Linked DNA regions of Homo sapiens: region 2 is linked to region 1. A link is a contact called in ENCODE Hi-C or POLR2A ChIA-PET data. All regions are on one chromosome and are shown on one strand. Each heading gives the region's core, a stretch centred on a gene start or an enhancer-like site at or near the end of the contact. The rest is flanking DNA. Distances are from core to core; before and after follow the strand shown.

Region 1 (3,071 bases), core at 84-2,583:
GTCTGGAGTTTCTTCCTTCTGGTGGGTGTGTGGTCTCGCTGACTTCAGGAATGAAGCCGCAGACCTTCGCAGTTAGTGTTGCAGCTCTTAAAGGTGGCGCGTCTGGAGTTGTTTGTTCCTCCTGGTGGGTTCATGGTCCCGCCTACTTCAGGAGTGAAGCCTCAGACCTTCGCAGTGAGTTTTACAGCTTATAAAGCTAGTGCAGACCCAAAGAGTGAGCAGCAGCAAGATTTATTATAAAGAACAAAAGAACAAAGCTTCCACAGTGTGGAAGCAGACCCCAGCGGGTTGCTGCTGCTGGCTGGGATGGCCAACATTTATTCCCTTATTTGGCCCCTCCCATGCCCTGCTGATTGGTCCATTTTACAGAGTGCTGACTGGTCCGTTTTTACAAAATGCTGATTGGTGCATTTACAAACCTTTAGCTACACACAGAGTGCTGATTTGTCCGTTTTTACAGAGTGCTGATTGGTGTGTTTACAAACATTTAGCTAGACACAGAGTGCTGATTGGTGTGTTTACCATCCTTTAGCTAGACAGAAAAGTTCTCCAAGTCCCCACCCAACCCAGAAGCCCAGCTGGCTTCACCTCTCACTGGGATACTCCTTCAACAGTTAGCCTAGCTTGCACTGAGCCTAAATATCAGCCCAACCTGAAAGGTTAAGGTCATCTCAGGTGTTTTCTGAACATGCCTCTTGGCTTTCTAAATTCCCAAGTGTGCGTGTTGCTTTTGAGAGTTCTAGTTTCTAAAACAAACAAACAACATTTCTTAGCTTTTTCCCACAGGTCTTAGGTGGTCTATTGTTTGTTTTGACTGTACTTTTCTGCCCCAGTCAACAAAGGATTGTTAGTTTTACTTACAGTATTTTTGAGCAATGACCACTACTGGAGATAAAATCCTGACTTTGCCTTTCACTACTCTGAATTTGAGCAATTAGTTTAACTATTGTGTTAAATAAACTTATTTCTAAAACTTTTATTTTTGTTGTTGTTGTTTTCATTTGTTTTCAAAATGTTTCAGCCGTTTGGGGAAGGCAGCAAACAAGATATCTGCAAACATGTTTGGTCTACTAATATTGGTTATTAATATTATTCCTGTTGAGACCAGAAGTCTTCTCCTCATGGAAGGTTTTTTTCTCAAAGGGTTCGTGATCTCATGGACTTCAAGGAATGAAGCCATGGACCTCAGCGGCGAGTGTTACAGCTCAATTGGAGAAATGCGTGCACCCAAAGAGTGTGTGGCAGCAAGATTTATTAAAGTGAAAGTAAAGTGAAAGCGAAAGTAAAGCTTCCACGAGGTGGAAGGAGACCCGGAAAGGTTGCCGTTTTTGGCTTGGGTGTCTTATGCTTATATCCCCTTATGACCCCTCCTCTTTTCCTTTTTCTATCCTATAGAATTAGCTTATTTTCAATCCGCTTGTGGGTTGGCAGGCTTGATTGGTTAAAAACATCAGGCTGCAGCTAGAGCTTAAACTCCCTGTATGATTGGTTGAAGTGTCAATCCCTTAGCTTGCAGCTGTGACTCATTTTGGCTTAGGGGAAGGTCCCCTTTGATTGGTTGAAGTTTCAATCCCTTAGCTTGCAGCTATGACTTATTTTTGGCTTAGGGGAAAGTCCCCTTAGGGAAGTCCCTATTGACCCAGGAAGTCCAGCCAACTTAGCCACTTAGTCCCTCACTGTTACCGAAACACTGTTTACTGAAACAGCAATCTGTCTGTTACCGAAACATTGACATTAGCCTTAGGTTACTGAGAAGGTAAATGACAGGAGCTAGTGAGGTTTCTCTTAACTAGGATAGCAGTGCTTATATATCTTGATTTTCCCAGGAGGATCTTAGTTTATATTTATTGTTCCAGCATATAAATGGTGTCCCTTTTCAAATGTTAAAGTATTGTAAATTACATAGATAGTGTCCCTAGCTGTGATTCTGTGGACATCACACCATACATTGACCTTTCAGAAAGGGAGTGGTTTAGCCAGACAATAAAAGAAGACATCTAGCTTTCATTTTACTCCTGTCTTCTACCTCAACTATGTCTCTCTTCTTCTTCCTTAATAGCAGAAACTCAATTTTTAGTTGGACATATTGCTATCTAGAACAAAAGACAACAGTTCCTAATCTCTCTTGGAACTTTGCCAACCAGAGGACTAAATTCTGAAAACTGGTATGTGAGTGTTGGGTGGGACTGTTATGGGTGAGAAATATCTGAGTCTCACAGCACCAAATGTGTTACCAGTGCAAGTAGTTGAGTCTTAAGGCACCAAATATGTTACCGATAGTAGGCATCGAGTCACTGGCAGCGAATCCGTATGGATCTGCAGCAATCTCAATTCTTGCCTCCTCAGAAGAAAGAATTTGACTGAGGGCATAAGGCAGAAAAAGAGACCAAGGCAAGTTTCAGAACAGGAGTGGAAGTTTATTTTAAAAGGCTTTAGACTAGGAAAGAAAGAAAAGTACGCTTGGACAAGACACAAACAGGCATGTGAAAGTCAGGTGTAATGTTTCGCCTTGATCCTAGGACTTGATAGGCTGGTCCCTTCCCCATGATTCTTCCCTTATGGTGGGCTTTCCACATGAACAGTGTCCTTACGCTTGGGAGGTAAGTACACACAGTGTTTAGGAAGTTGTATGCATGCCCATCTGCGGCTTTTTTCCCTTTTCTGGTGGTGTGTCCCAGGAAGGTCCAACTTTGCCATTTTGTCTCTTAATGCACATGCCCAGTAAGTTGCCTCTCCCTGGAATCTGCATTCATTTAACACTTTAGTGCAACAGGTGTGGACCATCAGGAAATGGTCTCTCCCTGGTGCCAGCTGCCAATTTATCACATTTAGAGAGGCGATGTGATAACTGCTGAACCAGCACCCAACATTCCTTGTGGGTTGGGGAGAGCTCTCTCCTGCCCAGCTTATGCCTGTCTAACTCCCTGTAACAGGACAACTGGGAAGGTTATTAAGCAAGATGATTCAACTTAGACAAATGAGGATTTTTTAAATGAGCTACCTCCCAGTGGAGCCACCTTTATTTATTTATTTATTTATTTATTTTTATTTTTATTTTTATTTTTTGAGAC
Region 2 (3,072 bases), core at 300-2,799, 6.4 Mb after region 1:
CTTTCAGTAGTATTACTCCATTTCTCCAGGTTTTGGTAATAACCAAAAAAAATCCTAAAGATATACCGAAACTTGGAAAGGTGATGGGTGATACAGGTGGTTAGGTGGTGGGCTAGCAAGCTGGGACACAGGGAAGGTTAAGGGAGTCATCACACGCATTTAGCTAATTTATGGAAGCGCTCACCAAGCATGTTAAATGCAGAACATCCACCCTGCACACAGAAGCTAGAGATGTAGATTAACAACTGAGAAGATACAAGTGTTTCTGAGCAGGAAGACACAAAACCATATCTGAAACCAATAGATACGATGTGTTAGCAGCTCCAGAGAAATGAGGTACATTGTCACAAAGATTGGTATGTAAAGTCCCTAGCAAGGACTTTCACTAGATAGTATATCATCTGAGGATGAGAACCAGTGGTGTAGATTTTTCTCATAATATAATCTCAGGTTTTCCTCTGATTGTGTTAAACACTCAAAATGCTAAGTCAGTCAGTATTCATTGAACACAACTCGATTAAATTCTTCTGCTTAAAAGCCTCTTTTAAAAAAAGCAGATTTGCTCGTTTTCCAAGTGGTAAGAAATAGCAGGTTTGCAGGTGAGATTAAAGTGTATTGGGTAGAATTCTGAGGTTTTCTGTTTTCTGCTTTCCCACCAGCAAGTCTGACTTTAATAACTTACACATTATTTAATAGAAGGAGCACTAAACAATTTTACTCATATTTCTCCCCATAACCATTTTTGCCTATTGTACTCATTGCCCGCATCACGAGCTCTTAGAATGGTTCCTGGCACAGAGTAGGTGCTCAAAGATCTTTTGTTTGGGGAATGCATGAATATACATAGTATGAAAAAAAAAGCAGTTCTTCTTTTATTGTGACAAACAATGATGGTAACAGTTCAAATTTGACTATTTTAGAATAAATAAGTAAACACTTGTCTCCTTAGCAGCTGGCCACTCTACCTCTTAGAGAGAGGGCTTTCTTCTCTTTCTTCTCGGTCTCCTGTCTCCCACCATTTTGCTTCTCTATTACCAATGAGAACATGAGTGGCATGGTCCCAAAGCCTTTCTGTTCCCCCTATCTCCACTTTTCGGTTTTTAGAATAACGATCCCCAGCCTTTAAGTTTTCTATAGGATTCGTTAGCCAGTGGCTATTAAGTGCTGTCACGGAGCCTAACAGAGAGCTGGGAAGGGAGCAAACCAGCGGGCCGGTGGTGCACTACTCGAGGGCCAGCACCTGCAGCTGCTTCTTTGGGAACCCCCTGGTCCCCGCAACCGCCTCAGAGACCCGCGCAGTTCACTGTCCCACCAAGCGGCAGGAGGAGGTGCTTGTGGCGGGAAAGTTCAGGCCAGGTCCAATCAGGCCCCTGGGATTAGGTAGCGAGGGTGGGTGCGGCTCCCCGGCCCCAACCCGGGCTGCCGGCCCCGCCCCCTGGGTGGGCTTCCCCACGGTTCTCCGCCCCCCCCCCCCCACCCGCCCCCTCGGCGCTCTTGCCCCGCCCCGCTCCGGGGCCGCGGCTAAAACCCGGAGCCGCCGCGACGCCCAGGGGACTGGAGGGACGCACTGAGCATGTGCAGATCAGCTCGGTGGTGGCTGCCGCGGCCGGAGGCGAGGGCCCGGTGCTGATGCGAACCGCCGGCTCGGCCTCAGCCCGCGCGTGGTCGGCCCCCCAGGCCGGGGCGACAGGGAAGGAGCCGTAGCCTCCCCGTGGCCCGAGGAGCCGGCGCGGCGGCGCGCACTCCCCGGCGGCCGCGGCGCCCTCGGGGCCCACGATGATGGCGGAGCAGGTGAAATGCGCCTCGGCAGGGGTCAGCTCTGGAGCGGGCTCCGGGCCGGTGGTGAACGCGGAGCTGGAGGTGAAGAAGCTGCAGGAGCTGGTGCGCAAGCTGGAGAAGCAGAACGAGCAGCTGCGGAGTCGAGCGGCCAGCGCGGCCGCCGCCCCGCACCTGCTGCTGCTGCCGCCGCCGCCGCCCGCCGCGCCGCCCCCCGCTGGCCTGCAGCCTTTGGGTCCTCGGAGCCCCCCGGCCGCCACGGCCACCGCCGCGGCCTCAGGGGGCCTGGGGCTCGGGCTGGCGCTGGGCGCGGGGGGCGGTGGCGGCAGCGGTAGTGGCAGCGGCGGTGGCTCCAGCCCCGCGTTCCCGGGCACCTTCTGCCTGCCTAGCCCCGCGCCCTCCCTGCTTTGCAGCCTGGCGCAGCCACCCGAGGCGCCCTTCGTCTACTTCAAGCCGGCAGCAGGCTTCTTCGGCGCGGGCGGTGGCGGGCCGGAGCCGGGGGGCGCGGGGACGCCGCCAGGGGCAGCTGCAGCGCCGCCCTCGCCGCCCCCCACGCTGCTGGACGAGGTGGAATTGCTGGATCTGGAGAGCGTAGCCGCCTGGCGGGACGAGGACGACTACACCTGGTACTGCCTGGCTCCGCTCCTTCCCCGAGACCCTGGCCTCGGGGGCTTCGGGCACCGGGGAGCGGGGGCGGGGGGCGGACGGGGGTCCCCTCGCGGCAGCCGGGGTGACTCCCCGCGGCTCCCGGAGGGGCCGACCCAGCAGGTGTTGAGCCAGGCGGTGACACTTCCCACGATGAGGCTTCTCATGAAGGCAGAAACCTGTTTTCTAATCGCTCCGACTGCGGATGAACCGGCCCCCCCTTCCCCCCATCTGCCATGGGTTCTGCTATTTGCTGATTGTTGGGTCCCAAGCTCCTCGTTAGCATTAAGTGCAAAATCCATGTCATCTTGTCTTTTTGCTCAGTGCTGCTCTTTTCCCCAGTGTTTTCGGAGGGATGACGGGGGATGGTAGGGGTTGGCCTCTGTCTGCGACTGTTACTGTTCTTTCGTTTTAAACGAACGCTGGACAGGATTTGCGTGCTCTTCCTCCTCGGGTGGCATCGGAAGCCGCGCAGTGATGGATCTCTCTTTATAGAGAGGTTCGTTCTTGCTGTTTGAATTTTGCAGTCGTGTGCCCTTTTGCGTTGCATTTTCATTGAAATCTTATTTTCAGAGACTGACTTGCTTTTTAAAATGGGGTGACCTCACTGGCTTTCCCATAAATAGTGCCAATAAAGAGGACTTTTCTTGG

The links. A loop is a pair of places that touch in the nucleus more often than their neighbours do. ChIA-PET counts read pairs that join two places held with the same protein, here RNA polymerase II (POLR2A). Pooled maps may share reads with other maps.
Region 2: a map of naive thymus-derived CD4-positive, alpha-beta T cell shows a loop between it and region 1 (32-fold over the local background). The contact joins the promoter of SLAIN1 here to the enhancer-like site in region 1. A Hi-C loop is called at or near these places in 1 of 168 maps with a recorded cell type or tissue (naive thymus-derived CD4-positive, alpha-beta T cell) and 6 of 50 pooled maps. POLR2A ChIA-PET finds 5 or more read pairs at or near these places in 1 of 52 experiments (activated T-cell).

What each region holds. Positions count from the first base shown.
Region 1 is chr13:71,289,783-71,292,853 of GRCh38, forward strand. No RefSeq gene overlaps it. Among named protein-coding and RNA genes, the nearest start is that of LINC00348, 280 kb to the left of the region's middle. RefSeq lists an enhancer at 1,407-1,696. Within about 2 kb of position 1,334, at least 12 of the 41 ENCODE cell types and tissues checked have a DNase peak (open chromatin) inside an H3K27ac peak, as active enhancers do.
Region 2 is chr13:77,696,138-77,699,209 of GRCh38, forward strand. It overlaps SLAIN1 (SLAIN motif family member 1), which reads left to right and starts at 1,550. Exons shown (of 7, transcript NM_001242868.2): 1 at 1,550-2,402. The coding sequence starts at 1,777. MIR3665 (microRNA 3665) reads right to left here and starts at 1,979; the gene lies at 1,875-1,979. RefSeq lists silencers at 1,308-1,867, 2,068-2,307, 2,468-2,617.